2 separate regions of the Homo sapiens genome follow, and region 2 is linked to region 1. A link is an interaction called in ENCODE POLR2A ChIA-PET data of the cell type or tissue named here. Cell type or tissue: OCI-LY7. All regions are shown on one strand. Each heading gives the region's core, and the rest is flanking DNA. Links, peaks and the distances in the headings are about the cores only. Region 1 holds the start of ARL5C (ARF like GTPase 5C). Region 2 holds the start of LOC124904107 (U6 spliceosomal RNA).

Region 1 (8,435 bases), core at 384-8,383:
CCCTCCCCGCCCGAGAGTCACTTACAACCGGTAGAGAATGGTGGTCTTTCCTTCATTGTCCAGTCCCACGATGATGACCGTGTGCTCTGGAAGCGTCGGAGGAAGGGCAGCGTCAGGGCCAAACCCGAAGACCAAGGGACTGTGTGCCCCCACCAGACCTCCCAGGAAGGAGATAGCGCTCCCCGCAGGCTGGGGACCTCTGCCCACCGTACCGCGTCTGCTTCCCACCCAGCTCCGACACCTGCCCCACTCCGGGACGGTGGAAAAGACAGCTGAGCCCCCACCTCCCTTCACATTCCAGAAAAGTGTCTGAAAGGCCCGGGGCGCTTCGGGGCTTGCCAAGAGACGGTGTTTAGAGAAAGAGCATAACGCGAAGTCACAATCGCAGGAAACTCGCAGCAGCCCCCCATCCCCGCCGCTGGCTCCGTTTAGCGGGGAGAAAGGAGGGTCGCCCAGCTTTGCGTCCTGGGGCGCACCGAAGCGCCGGGACCCAAGAGGAGCAGGCAGGGACGGGGGCAGGGGAGGCCGCGGGGCAGTCGAGGAGCGCCCATATACGACCCTCGGAGCCCGAGGTCCCCCCGTGCGTCCGACCACAGATCAGAGGAGTCCCAGAAGAGGGCGAGATCAAAGCGCTCGCTTGGATGCCCTGTGCGCCCCTTACCCTGGTTCCCGAAGATGCTCATTAACTTGGCGATCAGCTGTCCCATGGCACTTCCCGGGCCGGACAGGTGCAGGAGGGCTCAGCGGCCTCAGGAGCGGAGTCGGCCCTGGTATTCGGAGCTCCGCTCCCCCGGGAGGGTCTGGCAGATTTTGCCTACGAAGTTAGGGAAGCCCCACACGTCACCAACCTGACCTGGGAACCCTCTGGGACGCTGGCCCTTCGTGGGCACTATGGACACCCCAGTGACTAAGGGCTGCCTGTCCCGGGCCCAAGAGGTGCAAGGAATATGGGGGTTCCAGGCTCCAGCCCTCCCCCTCGCCCTGCGAAAACTCCTGAGTTCTCCGGGTGGACTGCTCCACTACCGCAAATCAGGGGAGACTCAGCACTGCGCGCGGAACCGGATCCCAGCTCTCCCTCCTCTGAGTGCCATGTCTAGGGCACTAGACTGAAGCAAAACCCCAGGCGACCCACTTTCTGTACCTACCAGCTGTGTAGTACAGACAGGGCTCACCGATCCTCTCTGAGCTGGGAGAATATTCCAACCCTCCACAGATGTGCAGTTGGTTCACTAGCGTGGGTCTTGTGGGCCCACTCAAATTGCATTCCCCTGGGGAAGGGCAGGGTCTCCCCTTGATGCTTGGCAACTTCTAGGATAAATCAGTACTCCTACAATTCACGGACAAACCTACTGCCCAGGCACAGCTTCCTGATCCCCAAAAGTGGGCGCCTGAAGACAAGGATGGAGCATGAAGAGAGATCCTCCGGCTGGAGACCCTGCAGAGAGGCCCCAGATACCTGGCAGAGGAGTACATGGGCCAACAGAGAACCAGGAGGCCAGGCCTGAGGAGGGAATGGAAGGTGGAGTTTCCTGCTGTTGCTTGTGAATTTCTTTCTTTGCTTAAGCTGGGGGGAAAAAAACAAAAAATCAGATAACAAAAGGAGAAGTCCAAAAGGCAACGTGCCCTCAGGCTGCAGGAATGGTTAGCAGGAGATCCAGCCAACACACCAGGGAGCCAGCTCCTTCCACCCGACTGTACTGCCTTCCTGCAGCCTCCACTAAGGTAACAACCCTCCATTAAGGTAACAACTTTCTAACTGGTCTCCCTGCATCTTCCTCTCCTTTCCCAAGGCATCCTCTCCATGGCCCCTATTAACCTTCCTAAAGCACAGCTCAGGGTCTGTAACTCCCCCAGCTCATAGATCTTCAATGGCTCCCTATTGCTCACTGGATTCAGATCAGTCTCCACTTGACATTCAAGAGCTTCCACGAACAGCCCCCACCTGCCTTCACAGGTTTATCTCCCAGGCTCTGTATCTACTGGTTCCTGCCTATACATGCCTGGCTCTTTCTGATGGTGCCTTTGCTTCTGCATTTCCTCCTTGAGTGCCTTTCACCTTCTCAGAAAGGAGAATGCCTGAGACCCATTAGCTGCCCTGCCATAAAAGCCACCTGCTTCCCCAGCCCTGACTTGGTTCTCCAGCCACATGGGGCTTCTCCCTACACTGGGCTTATAGACGGGCAAGTCTGTTTCCTCCCATCAACTGTGAGTACCAGGGTGGGATTCATATATTGTTAACCAGCATATGACCTCCCCCGCCAGCCCAATCACTCCCTGCCTGGTCCAGAACCCTGCACACAGGAGGAATGTGTTGCTGTCAGACTGATGTAGAATGAGTTAAGCTACAGCCTGAGAAATGGCACTTGGAGTATTAAAAAAGGAATGTGAACACAAGTTTAAGAGGATTGAGGAAGGCTGGGAAGTTTGCGGGAAGAAGAAGGAAAATAGCTGACTAAATACAGACTTTCATCCCACCCTGCTTGGTGCCCAGAGTTAGAAGGATAGAGTTGACTGCCAGAGCCCATCTGGGCTGATTGCATTTCAGCCTTAGGAGAGAAGGAGCCAAGTCTGGGGCTGGGGGGTGGGGCACCAAGGGTGCTGAGGGAAGCAGCAGTGTCTTAAGCATTTTACCATCTGTTTCCTGGGGTTAGTGGGATGCGGGGAGGAACATCTTAGTGCATGCTGCCCTCCCCACCTCCTCTTTGCAGAATTGAAAGTAACACTCTGCAAGCTGGAAACACATTCAGTAAACAGACAAGGAGAGGGCATCTCTCTGAGCATACTCTGGCTCTGGAAGCTGCCTGATTAAAAAAAATAATAATTAAAAGAGAAAAGAAGAAAAAAAAAAGAAAAGAAAATAGAAAAACAGACGAGAAGATCTGCCTCCACTTTGAGGCCCAGGACCTGGATCTTAAGAAGCATTCATTCGTTCATTCATTCATTTGACAAATATGAGCCAGGAAATACATGAAGTAGACAAAACAGACCTAGTCCAGGTGTTTATGTTTTTGTTTTGTTTTGTTTTGTTTTGTTTTTTTGAGACAGAACCTTGCTCTGTCACCCAGGCTGGAGTCCAGTGGCAGGATCGCGGCTCACTGCAGCCTCAACCTCCCAGGCTCAAGTGATCCTCCCACCTCAGCTTCCTGAGTAGCTGGGAGTAGAGGTGAAAGCCACCACTCCCAGCTATTTTTTTTTTTTTTTTTTTTTTGTAGAGATGGGCTTCGCCATTGGTCTCCAACTCCTGGACTCAAACAATCTCCCGCCTCAGCCTCCCAAAGTGCTGGGATTACAGGTATGAGCCACTGCTCCCATTCCCAGTCTGGGTCTTTATGGAGCTTGTGGTCTAGAGAGAGAGACAGATACACACACACACACCCCTCTGAGAGACAGTAGGAAGGCCTGATTTAGAAAGAAAGCAAGGCACCCTTCTCTGAAGAAAATGAGAGGTGAACCTAGCTGGACTTCCTGGGTCGAGCGGGGACTTGGAGAACTTTTCTGTCTTACAAGAGGATTGTAAAACGCACCAATCAGCGCTCTGTAGCTAGCAAGAGGATTGTAAAATGCACCAATCAGTGCTCTGTAAAAACGCACCAATCAGTGCTCTGTAGCTAGCAAGAGGATTGTAAAATGCACCAATCAGTGCTCTGGAAAATGCACCAATCAGCACTCTGTAAAACGCACCAATCAGCAGGATCCTAAAAGTAGCCAATCACAGGGAGGATTGAAAAAAAGGGCACTCTGGCAGGGTGCAGTGGCTCGGGCCTGTAATCCCAGCACTTTGGGAGGCCGAGGGGGGCAGATCACGAGGTCAGGAGTTCGAGACCAGCCTGACCAACATGGTGAAACCCCATCTCTACTAAAAATGCAAAAATTAGCTGGGCGTGGTAGTGCCCACCTGTAATCCCAGCTACTCAGGAGGCTGAGGCAGGAGAATTGCTTGAACCCGGGAGGCAGAGGTTGCAGTGAGCCGAGATCGCGCCATTGCACTCCAGCCTGGGCAACACAGTGGGACTCCATCTCAAAAAAAAAAAAAAAAAAAAAAAAAAGAAAGAAAAGAAAAGAAAGGAAAAAAAAAGAAAAAGAAAAAAGCGCACTCCGATAGGACAGAAACAGAACATGGGCGGGGCCAATAAGGGAATAAAAGCTGGCCACCTCCCAGCCAGTAGCAGCAATGTGCTCGGGTCCCGTTCCACGCTGTGGAAGCTTTAGTTCTATTGCATTCTTTTGCTCTTTACAATAAATCTTGCTGTTGCTTAATCTTTGTGTCCGTGCCATCTTTAAGAGCTGTAACACTCACCGCGAAGGTCCGCGGCTCCATTCTTGAAGTCAGCGAGACCACGAACCCCACCAGCAGGAACCAACTCCGGACACAAAAAGATTATTGGAGCTAAGACAAAATTTTTCTCTAAGATACTGAACTGGGACAGCCCCTTGTCCCTGGACCATGGTGGCCTCAGCCTAGTTCTCTTTAGTGTAGAACAGTGGAAACCTTAAGCCACATGTAGGACCTGGGCCTCTCCCACATCACCTCATTCTGGGACAGAACCCACTGCAAAAACAGGAGCAGCTAGTCAGGGAAGGAAACAAAGGGTCCCAGGTAGCAGAAGTCCCCAGTCCCTCAGTTCCTGCCTGGTCTCAGCTGACTTCATGGTTGTCGAAATCCTCACACATGGACAACCACTAACTTGCTGATGGTGTAGCCAGAGTTAATTGAGAGCTTCTGATTACCAAGAAACAAGAATCTGCCCCCATCTCTCGCTATCTCCAAGCCAGCTAGAAATGCCTTTCCTGCAAGTTCCAGGCAAATGCAATTTCTTTTCTCTCTTTTTTTTTTTTTTTTTTAGACAGAGTCTCCCTCCATCGCCCAGGCTGTAGTGTAGTGGCTCCATCTCAGCTCACTGCAACCTCCCCCTCCTGGGTTCAAGCGATTCTCCTGCCTCAGCCTCCCAAGTAGCTGGTATTACAGGCACCCACCACCACGCCTGGCTAATTTTTGTATTTTTAGTAGAGATGAGGTTTCACCATGTTGGCCAGGCTGGTTGCGAACTCCTGACCGCAAGTGATCCACCCACCTCGACCTCCCAAAGTGCTGGGATTACAGGTATGAGCCACCGTGTCCGGGCTGCAAATGCAATTTCAGGCAGAAGGCACATGGGGCACAAATACACTCAGACACCTGCTTCCTCCTTCTCAAACCCCCAGCCCCCGCTTGCAGAAGCTGATGCATCCTGGGACAAGGGAATTAGCACTGAACTTGGGGGTCAAAGGCACCACAGAACTTGACATCTATATATCTGAGTTCAAATCCTTGCCTCATGGCTGTATAACTGTGGTCAAATAGTTTAACCTCTCTGAACTTTGTAAACTGGAGTTAATAATACCTGACATTGATTCAAAACATCAGACTCTACTCCAGACCTCTCTGTGGAGCTCCAGACCATGTACCCAGCTGTCTTTTCCTCTTCTCTCTCTTTTTTTTTTTTTTTTTTTTGAGATAGAGTCTCGCTCTGTCACCCAGGCTGGAGTGCAGTGGCGTGTTCTCAGTTACTGCAACTTCCACCTCCCGAGTTCAAGCAATTCTCCTGCCTCAGCCTTTGAGTAGCTGGGATTACAGGCGCCCACGACCACACCCAGGTAATTTTTGTATTTTCAGTAGAGATGAGGTTTCACCATGTTGCCCAGTCTGGTCTCGAATTCCTGACCTCAATTGATCTGCCCACTTGGTCCTCCCAAAGTGCTGGGATTACAGGCACAAGCCAGCACGCCCAGCCTCTGCTTCTCTTCTTGAATGTCCCACAGGCACCTCAAACCCACTTTGACCAAAGATGGACTGATCACTTCTGCCCCTAACTTCTTTGTTTTTTTTTACCTGCTTTTGCTGAGAAGACCACCATCAGCAGTCACTCCCTTTTTTTTTTTTTTTTTTTTTTTTTTAAGACAGAGTCTTGCTCTGTCACCCAGGCTGGAGTGCAGTGGTGTGATCTCAGCTCACCACAGCCTCGCCTCCTGGGTTCAAGCGATTCTCCTGCTTGGCCTCCAGAGTAGCTGGAGGCGTGTGCCACTGCACCCGGCTGATTTTTGTATTTTTAGTAGAGACAGGGTTTTGCCATGTTGGCCAAACTGGTCTTGAACCCCTGACCTCAGGTGATCCGCCCGCCTCGGCCTCCCAAAGTGCTGGGATTACAGACATGAGCCACCACACCTGGCCACCTCTCTTTCTCTCTCTTTTTTTTTTTTTTTTCTTTTTTTTTAGACGGAGTCTCCCTCTGTTACCCAGGCTGGAGTGAAGTGGTGTGACCTCAGCTCACCACAACCTCCGCCTCCCAGGTTCAAGTAAATCTCCTGCCTCACCTCCCGAGTAGCTGGGATTATAGGCGCCGCCACCACGCCTGGCTAATTTTTGTATTTTTAGTAGAGATGGGGTTTCACCATGTTGGCCAGGCTGGTCTCAAACTCCTGACCTTGTGATCCACCCACCTCGGCCTCCCAAAGTGCTGGGATTACAGGCGTGAGCCACCGTGCCCGGCCTCACCTTCCTTTCTCTTATCAGCCGCCTCCACTTGCTCTCCAAGAGCTCAAGATGCTAACATTTATTTATTAATTTAATTTCTTTATTGAGACACGGTCTCGCTCTGTCATCCAGGCTGGAGTGCAGTGGTGTGATCATAGCTCACTGCAGCCTTGACTTCCTGGGCTCAAGAGATCCACCATACCTCAGCCTCCCTATCACAGCCTCCCGAATAGCTGGGACTACACACGCAGCTAATTTTTAAAATTTTTTGTAAAAAGGTGGGTCTCACTATGTTGCATAAACTAGTCTAAAACTCCTGGGCTCAAGCATTCCTGTCCCCTTAGCCTCCCAAAGTGCTGGGATTACAGGCATAAGCCACCAAGCCCGGCCATCTAACTGCTAGATCTCTCTGGCCTCTTTGCCTCCCTTCCAGTCCCACTGCTGTGGCGTAAGGCAAACCCTCCTTTCGCACCTGGATTATCACAGCTGTTTCTAAGCTAGGCCTTCCAATCTATGCGCCAAACTGCAAACAAAGCAATCTTGCTAATTGCTTACAATCCTTCCATTTCTGCATACGAGCTTCAGGACAAAGCCCAAACTCCTTAACATGACTCAAGGCCCACTGTGACCTGCTCCTGCCAATTCACCTTGAGAGCACACTTTGGTGGTGAGGTGCCAAGAATATGTCATGCATGTCCCCTGCTTTCTCTGCCTTGAACACTTTCCCCATTTGTCTGCTAACCATGCTTCCAGATTCTACTCAAGCCTCACCTCTGCCAGGAAGCCTCAGCTGACCTCCCCAGGTTATGGGACTAACCCCTCTTTCAGGTTCCCACAGTACCCAATGCTCCCACAGTACCCAGTGCTCCCACAGCAGAGAGCACATTATGCTGTGCTGAAATAATCTATGGCCCCTACGTAGACTTGTGCCTGGTACATAGGAGGTGCTCAATAAACATTTGTTCAAGGAAGAAACACAGGAATGAATGATTCTGTAGGAAGGCAGTGGGAAATGCACTATGCTGGGAGGCAGAGACTAGGCTCTCATCAACTTTGCCATTGGCTCCCCCAGGGAACTGGGGTCAGCCACTTGACCTCTGGGCCTGCCCAGTTTCCCTTTCCTTTGATCCACTAACTCCTCATCTGTAGGGTCTTGGGGGATGTCTTTTGCCCTACACACACACACACACACACACACACACACACACACACACACTCACTCATGTTGGGCCTCAGCACTCAGGTAGCGGACTCAGGAATTTTAGTCCTCCACGGCGACCAGCACAAAAAACAAGAACCAGGGTGGGCACAGTGGTTCATGCCTGTAATCCCAGCACTTTGGGAGGCCAAGGTGGGTGGATCACCTGAGATCAGGAGCCTGGCCAACATGGTGAAACCCTGTCTCAACTAAAAATACAAAAATTGGCCAGGCGTGGTGGCAGGTGCCTGTAGTCCCAGCTACTCGGGAGGCTGAGGCAGGAGAATCACTTGAACCTGGGAGGCGGAGGTTGCAGTGAACCGAGATCGCGCCACTGCACTCTTCAGCCTGGGCGACAAGAGCAAAACTCCATCTCAAAAAAAAAAAAAGAAAAAGAACCAGGAGGGAGGGGAAATAGTTTGAGGGTACTGTGTGAGGCAGGACACAGGTGGTTGCAGTAACTGTCAGAAGTCCACATCCTGCCAGCTGGGGATGGGAGGAATGGGTACACTCACCTGCTGACTTTCAGTCTGGGACTGGCAGAATCCCTGATTTTCTCTGACCTGCCCCCACAAGTAGTCTGCCTCCCTGTCCCCAAAGCTGGTTAGCAGGAACGAGGGGGGCATTAGTGGAGCCAGAAGCTCAGCCCCTCCCTCTCCTGAGGTGTTGGGGCACAGTGATGCCACAAGAGCAGAAAAACAGTCATGTGTATTTAAGACATTGCAC
Region 2 (8,435 bases), core at 124-8,123, 310 kb after region 1:
TTTTTGAGACAGAGTTCTGCTCTGTCGCCCAGGCTGGAGTGCAATGGGGCAATCTCAGCTCACGCAACCTCCGCCTCCCAAGTTCAAGCGATTCTCCTGCCTTAGCCTCCTGAGTAGCTTGGATTACGGGTGCCCACCACCACGCCTGGCTAATTTGTGTATTTTTATTAGAGATGGGGGTTTCACCATGTTGGTTACAAACTCCTGACCTTAAATGATCCACCTGCCTCGGGCTTCCAACGTGCTGGAATTACAGGCGTGAACCACCAAGTCCAGCCCTAATCTAATTATTATTATTATTTTTTGAGACAGTCTCACTCTGTTGCCCAGGCTGGAGTGCAGTGGTGCCATCTTGGCTCACCACAACCTCCACCACCAGGGTTCAAGCGATTCTCCTGCCTCAGCCTCCTGAGTAGCTGGGACTACAGGTGTGTGCCACCATGTCTGGCTAATTTTTGTAGTGTTTTTATTTTTGTTTTTGTTTTAGATGAAGTCTGGAGTCTCACTGTTGCCCAGGCTGGAGTGAGTCTCACCCTGTTGCCCAGGCTGGAGTGTAGTGGCGCGATCTTGGCTCACCACAACCTCCACCTCCTGGGTTCAAGCGATTTTCCTGCCTCAGCCTCCCAAGTAGCTGGGACTACAGGCGCATGCCACCATGCCCAGCTCATTTTTTTGTATTTTTAGTAGAGACGGGGTTTCACTGTGTTGGTCAGGCTGGTCTCGAACTCCTGACCTCAGGTGATCCACCCACCTTGGCCTCCCAAAGTGCTGGGATTACAGACGTGAGCCACTGTGCCCAGCTAATTTTTGTATTTTTATTTTTATTTATTTATTATTTATTTTTTTTTTTTTTTTGAGTCAGAGTCTTGCTCTGTCGCCCAGGCTGGAGTGCAGTGGCTCGATCTTGGCTCACTGCAAGCTCCACCTCCTGGGTCCACGCTATTCTTCTGCCTCAGCCTCCCGAGTAGCTGGGACTACAGGCGCCTGCCACCACGCCCAGCTAATTTTTTGTATTTTTTAGTAGAGATGGGGTTTCGCCGTGTTAGCCAGGATGATCTCGATCTCCTGACCTCGTGATCTGCCCACCTTGGCCTCCCAAAGTGCTGGGATTACAGGCGTGAGCCACTGCACCCCGCCTATTTTTGTATTTTTAGTAGAGACGGGGTTTCACTACATTGACCAGGCTGGTCTTGAACTCCTGACTTCGGGGTCTGCCTGCCTCGGCCTCCCAAAGTGCTGGGATTACAGGCATGAGCCACTGCACCGGGCCCATCTAATTATTTTTAAACATGATTTTTTTTTTTTTTAGCCATCTCCTCCTCCACCTCTTTTTTTTTTTTTTTAAGAGACGGGGTCTTGCTATGTTGCCCAGGTTTGTCCCAAACTCCTCAACTCATGTGATCCTTCCACCTTGGCATCCCTAAATGCTGGCATTACATGTGTGAGCCACTGAGTTTGGCCATTATTTTTTTTTTTGAGATGGATTCCTGCTGTCACTCAAGCTGGAGTGCAGTGGCTCAATCTCAGCTCACTGCAACTTCTGCCTCTGGGGTTCACATGACTCTCCTGCCTCAGCCTCCCCAGTAGCTGGGACTACAGGCGCATGCCACCATATCCGGATAATTTTTTTGTATTTTTAGTAGAGACAGGGTTTCATCATGTCATCCAGGCTGGTCCCGAACTCCTGACCTTAGGTGATCCACCTGCCTTGGCCTCCCATAGTGCTGGGATTGGAAGCATGAGCCAACGTGCCCAGCCCTGGCCATGATTATTATCAGTATTCTACATATAAATAAATTATTAAAGGTAGAAAAACGGAAATAGACCAGGTGCTGTGGCTCACTCCTATAATCCCAGCCCTTTGGGAGGCCAAGGCAAGAGGCTTGTTTGAGCCCATGTGTTTTAGGCTACATAGCCAGACCCTGTTTCTACCATTAAACAAGAAAAGGCATGATAGCATGCACCTGTGGTCTGAGCTACTTGGGAGACTGAGGTGGGATGATTACTGGAGCCTGGAAGGTCAGAGCTACAGTGAGCCATGATCGCACCACTGCACTCTAGCCTGGATAACAGTGAGATGTTGTATCAAAGAAAATGAGATGAGGATGTCTTCCATTATCAATTTTATTTTTTTATTTTAAATTCATGATGTGTTTCTGTTTCTATTTTGTATGTGTGTGTGTGCTGCTATATCCATGTACCAGCTGCTCCATATCCATGTACCAGCTGCTCCTATCTTTGACATGAAAAGTAATTTTTACATAGGAAAGCTTTTTAGAAAGAAATCTAATGGCCGGGTGCGGTGGCTCACACCTGTAATCCCAGCACTTTGGAAGGCTGAGGCGGGCAGATCACGAGGTCAGGAGATCGAGACCATCCTGGCTAACACGATGAAACCCCGTCTCTACTAAAAATACAAAAAATTAGCCGGGCATGGTGGCGGGCCCCTGTAGTCCCAGCAGCTCGGGAGGCTGAGGCAGGAGAATGGCATGAGCCCGGGAGGCGGAGCTTGCAGTGAGCCGCGATCATGCCACTGCACTCGAGCCTGGGCGACAAGAGCGAGACTCCGTCTGAAAAAAAAAAAAAAAAAAAAATCTAAAAGTTTTGTAAGGAGCTCACTTATATTCTCTGTTTTATCTTCTCACTCGAGACTGCAGCAGCATAATGTTGAGAATGTGACTTACACATCATTTTTAGTATGTTGTGGGTGGAATACAGAATGCAATTAGTAATGTTGGTTATTTTAATTGATGGGTAAATAAAACTTCTAATGGAGCCAGGATCAGGGCTTGTGTGAAATGACAGTGGACTTGTAAAAGAAGTCAGTGTGCACATAAAGAACATAAAGCTTACATTAGAGGATTTGTCTGTTTTTTTTTGTTTTGTTTTGTTTTTTGTTTTTTTCCCCCGAGACAGAGTCTTGCTCTGTTGCCCAGGCTAGGATGCAGTGGCATGATCTCGGCTCACTGTAATCTCCGCCTCTCGGGTTCAAGCAATTCTCCTGCCTCAGCCTCCCAAGTAGCTGAGACTATAGGTGCTCACCACCATGCCTGGCTAATTTTTGTATTTTTAGTAGAGACAGGGTCTCCTCATGTTGGCCAGGTTGGTCTGAAATTCCTGACCTCAGGTGCTCCACCCACCTTGGCCTCCCAAAGTCCTGGGATTACAGGCGTGAGTCACTGCACTGGCTTTTTTTTTTTTTTTTAAGACAGAGTTTTGCTCTTGTTGCCCAGGCTGGAGTGCAATGGCGTGATCTCGGCTGACTGCAACCTCCACTTCCTGGGTTCAAGCGATTTTCCTGCCTCAGCTGCCTGAGTAGCTGGGATTATAGGCCCCCGCCATCACGCCTAGCTAATTTTTATATTTTTAGTAGAGACGGGGTTTTACCATCTTTCCCAGGCTGATTGCAATCTCCTGACTTCATGTGATCCACTCATCTGGGCCTCCCAAAGTGCTGGGATATAGGCGCGAGCCACCGTGTCCAGCCTAGAGGATTTAGTGTCATTTTGGGAAAAGAATGAAACTTTACTTTTTTTTTTTTTTTCCGAGACAGAGTCTTACTTTGTCGTCCAGGCTGGAGTGCAGTGGCGTGATCTTGGCTCACTGTAACCTCCATCTCCATCTCTGAATCCCAAGTGATTCTCCTGCGTCACCCTCCCAAGTAGCTAGGATTACAGGCATGTACCACCATGCCCAGCTAGTTTTTTTTTTGTTTTGTTTTGTTTTTTTGAGAGTTTTGCTAGTTGCCCAGGCTGGAGTGCAATGGTGCGATCTCAGCTCACTGCAACCTCTGCCTCCTGGGTTCTAGCGATCCACCTTCCTCAGTCTCCCAAGTAGTTGGGATTCCAACTAATTTTTTGTATGTGTAGTAGAGAGAGGGTTTCACCACGTTGGCCAGGCTGATCTCGAACCTCTGACCTCAAGTGATCCACCTGCCTTGGCCTCCCAAAGTGCTGGGATTACAGGTGTGAGCCAGCACGCCCAGCCGAAACTTTTCTTTTCTTTCAAACATGTATTTTGAATAGGAGTGTACTAGCTCAGGTATCAAATGCAAGAGTGAATTCAGCTAATGGTATTTCAAAAGCCTTTCTCATTTGTGGTCTATAATTCTTGATTTCAAGAAGCAAGGCAGCCCACGTCCAACATAGTACAATCTACATGACCATAGCTATTAATGGATATATTTCTGCCTTAAGTAGATCATCTGTATACTTTTCTTAGAAATTTCAGTTAACCAGCCGGGAGTGGTGGATCACGCCTGTAATCCCAGCACTTTGGGAGGCCGAGGCCGGCGGATCACCTGAGGTCGGGAGTTGGAGACCAGCCTGGCCAACATGGAGAAACCCCGTCTCTACTAAAAGTACAAAATAAGCAGGGTTTGGTGGCCCATGCCTGTAATCCCAGCTGCTTGGGAGGCTGAGGCAGGAGAATCCCTTGAACTCGGGGGGCGGAGGTTGCGGTGAGCCGAGATCACGCCATTGCACTCCAGCCTGGGCAACAAGAGCGAAACTCCGTCTCAAAAAAAAAAAGAAAAAAAAAAAAGAAATTTCAGTTAACCATATAGAATTTTTAAAGTCTTCTTTTCTTCTTTCTCTTTTTTTTTTTTTTTTGTGGCAGAATCTCACTGTCACCCAGGCTGGGGTACACTGGCGTGATCTTGCCTCACTGCAATCTCCACCTCCTGGCCTCAGCCTCCTGAGTAGCTGGGACTACAATCACAAGCCATGCCCGGCTGTTTTTTTTTTTACATTTTTGGTAGAGACCAAGTTTTGCCATGTTGCACAGGCTGGTCTCGAACTCCTGAGCTCAAGCAGTCTGCCCACCTTGGTCTTCCAAAGTGCTGGAATTACACGTGTGAGCCACTGCGCCCAGCACTTATGTGCTTGCTCGCTCGCGCGCTCTCTCTCTCTCTCTCTCTCTCTCTCTCTCTCTCTCTCTCTCTCTCTCTCTCTCTCTCTCTCTCTCTCTCTCTCTCTTTCTCTTTTCTTTTTTCTTTTTTTTTTTTGACAAAGTCTCATCCTGTTGCCCAGGCTGGACTGCGATGGCACTATCTCGGCACACTGCAACCTCCGCCTCCCGGGTTGAAGTGATTCTCCTGCCTCACCCTCCCAAGTAGCTGGGATTACAGGCAAGCGCCACCATGCCTGGCTAATTTTTTGTATCCTTAGTAGAGATGGGGTTTCACCAGGTTGGCCAGGCTGGTCTCAAACTCCTGACCTTGTGATCTGCCCGCCTCGGCCTCCCAAAGTGCTGGGATTACAGGCATGAGCCTGGCTTGCCTTTTTTTTTTTTTTTTAACAGAGTTTCGCTTTTTTTAGCCCAGGCTGGAGTGCAGTGTTGTGATCTCCACTCACTGCAACCTCCACCTCCTGGGTTCAACCAATTCTCCTGCCTCAGCCTCCTGAGTAGCTGGATTACAGGCGTGTGCCACCACACCCTGCTAATTTTGTGTTTTTAATAGAGATGGGGTTTCACCATTTTGGCCAAGGTGGTCTTGAACTCCTGACCTCAGGTGATCCACCCGCCTCGGCCTCTCAGAGTGCTAGGATTACAGGCCTGAGCTACCGCACCTGGCCTTGCTCTGTTTTTCTAATAGCCTTGTTCATTTGGAGCGTACTGAACTTCAGGGGAGTCTACATTATTTTTAAAGGCTGTATCTCTATAAGTTCAGTAAACTCCAAATGAACCAGGATTTTCCTAGTAGAATGGGATGCTTGGTTTCCATTTTTTATGTACTTAACTAAACTTTTTTTTTTAGGGAACACTTCACGAATTTGTGTCATCTTTGTGCAGGGGCCATGATAATCTTTTCTGTATTGTTACGGTTTTAGTGTATGTGCTGCCAAAGTGAACAATCAACTACATTTTTTTTTTTTTTTTTTTTTGAGGCAGAGTGTCTCTCTGTCACCCAGGCTGGAGTGCTGTGGTATGAACTCAGCTCACTGCAACCTACGCCTCCCAGGTTCAAACAATTCTTGTGCCTTAGCCTCCCAAGCAGCTGGGATTACAGGCATGTGCCACCATGCTTGGCTGATCTTTGTATTTTTAGTAGAGAGGGGTTATGCCATATTGGCTAGGCTGTTATCTAACTCCTGGCCTCAAACAATCCACCTGCCTCAGCCTTTCAAAGTGCTGGGATTACAGGTGAGAGCCACTATGCCTGCCTCAACTAAATTTTTTTTTTTTTTTTTTTTTGAAACGGAGTCTCACTCTGTCCTCTAGGCTGGAGTACAGTGGCATGATCTCGGCTCACTGCAACCTTCGCCTCCTGGATTTAAGTGATTCTGCTGCCTCAGTCTCCTGAATAGCTGGGGTTACAGGCTTGTGCCACCACGCCTGGCTAATTTTTGTATTTTTCGTAGAGACGGGGTTTCACCATGTTGGTCAGGCTGGTCTCGAACTCCTGTCCTCAAGTGATCCACCCGCCTTGGCCTCCCAAAGTGCTGGCATTACAGGCGTGAGCCACCTCGCCCTGGCTCAACTAAATTTTTGATAAAAGTTTGTAAATAGTGGTGAAATCACTGTTTCTTTTCTTTTTTTTTTTTAAGAGACAAGTTTTCCCTTTGTCGCCCATGCTGGAGTTCAGTGGCCTGTGCACAGCTCACAGTATCCTCTACCTGCTAGGCTGGAGCGATCTTTCCACCTCAGCCTCTCAAGTAGCTTGGACTACAGGCACGTGCCATCATGCCTGGCTAATTTTTGTACTTTTTTGTAGAGATGGAGTTTGACTGTGTTGTCCAGGGTAGTAGAACTCCTAGACACAAGGAATACACCTTCCTTGGCCTTCTAAAGTGCTAGGATTACAGGCATGAGCCACCGTGCCTGGTCTGAAATCATGTTTTAAACAACCAACTTCAAGGGGAAGGAGATAAAGGATTATATTTAAAGTAGTTTACGCTGTTAAAATGGGCAAATTATCTCATTGAAAAATTTAGTGTTTTTTAAACAGTTACAATTTATTTATTTATTTATTTATTTATTTATTTATTTATTTATTTTTTGAGGCGGATTCTTACTCTCATGATCCGCCTACCTTGGCCTCCCAAAGTGCTGAGAGTACAGGCGTGAGCCACCACCCCTGGCGTAAATATTTATAAATTTTATATTTTTTCTTTTTTTTTTGTTTGAGACAGGATCTTGCTCTGTTGCCCAGGCTGGAGTGCAGTGGCATGATCTTGGCTCACTGCAACTGCTGCCTCCAGGTTCAAGTGATTCTCATGCCTCAACTTCCCAAGTGGCTGGGATTACAGGCATGAGCTACCACACTTGGCTAAGTTTTTGTATTTTTAGAAGAGACAGGGTTTCACCATGTTGGCCATGCTGGTCTCAAACTCCTGGCCTTAAGTGATATGCCTACCTCGGCATTCCAAAGAGCTGGGACTACAGGCCGTAGTCACCATTCCTGGTCTATATTCTTTTTTTATTAACAGTATTTTTATTAGAAGTGTTTCCATTACACCCACAGATTCAGTTCAGATTCCAAAATACTATTCATATTCTAAAAGTTTGGCAGTCCTAGAGCTTGGTAGGTTTTTAAATTACACATGTATTATGAAACCTAATTACCACATGTGAATTTGTGTATAGGTATAAATGGGGAACTAGGAAATACTGATATAGTTAGGGTACATCAGCGCTTCCTGGTAGTGACTTTTCAAGTAATGACTGTGATGTATAGTATCTGCTCCCCTATGATAGACTCACTTTGCATGTACCACATGTCCGCAACCCTTTATAATACTGAGTGTCCTATGCTAAAGGTGATAATGTTAAGCATTGTAGTTTTGAGGCTGTCATTAAATTTTCAAGGTTTTTAGTACATTGGAATTTACTGAAACAGGATTTGACCTCTATTCAAATTGTATATCCTGAACTGGTAGGACATAACCTATCAAATACTCATTCTGTCTTGAAATAAACATGCTAAAAATGTAATATTTTAGAAGCAGTATACATTTTTCATACATGTTCAATATCCCTAATCCAAAAATCTAGAAATCCTCCAAAATCAGGAACATTTTTAGCGCTGACATGATACTCAAAGGAAATGCTCATTGGAGCATTTCAGTATTCAGATTTTTGCATTGAATATGCTCATCCAGTATAATGCAAATAATCCAAAATCTAAAAATTTTAAAAATTTGAAACACTCAGGCCGGGTGCGGTGGCTCACGCCTGTAATCCCAGAACTTTGGGAGGCCGAGGCGGGCGGATCACGAGGTCAGGAGATCGAGACCATCCTGGCTAACATGGTGAAACCCCGTCTCTACTAAAAATACAAAAAATTAGCCAGGCGTGATGGTGGGTGCCTGTGGTCCCAGCTACTCGGGAGGCTGAGGCAGGAGAATGGCGTGAACCCAGGAGGCGGAGCTTGCAGTGAGCTGAGATCGCGCCACTGCAGTCCAGCCTGGGCGACAGGGCGAGACTCTGTCTCA

What was found. ChIA-PET counts read pairs that join two places held together with the same protein. Peaks named below come from ENCODE experiments on the same cell type or tissue, not always from the same donor. Only the 100,000 strongest peaks of a DNase experiment are listed, where the experiment ranks them.
Region 2: POLR2A ChIA-PET joins it to region 1 with 6 read pairs; 2 of 35 experiments call an interaction of 5 or more read pairs at or near these places.

The regions. Positions count from the first base shown.
Region 1 is chr17:39,165,054-39,173,488 of GRCh38, forward strand. It overlaps ARL5C (ARF like GTPase 5C), which reads right to left and starts at 1,108. Exons shown (of 6, transcript NM_001143968.1): 1 at 662-1,108; 2 at 26-86. The coding sequence starts at 707. CACNB1 (calcium voltage-gated channel auxiliary subunit beta 1) reads right to left here. Exons shown (of 14, transcript NM_000723.5): 14 at 8,400-8,435. RefSeq lists enhancers at 1-736, 737-1,538. In OCI-LY7, for the core only: no CTCF peak of the experiment used is centred there; DNase peaks (open chromatin) are centred at 2,058, 2,678, 5,198, 8,168 and 1 weaker place; H3K4me3 peaks cover 2,919 bases; H3K27ac peaks cover 6,326 bases.
Region 2 is chr17:39,476,736-39,485,170 of GRCh38, forward strand. All of the region lies in intron 2 of CDK12 (cyclin dependent kinase 12), which reads left to right. LOC124904107 (U6 spliceosomal RNA) reads right to left here and starts at 5,853; the gene lies at 5,751-5,853. In OCI-LY7, for the core only: no CTCF peak of the experiment used is centred there; no DNase peak of the experiment used is centred there.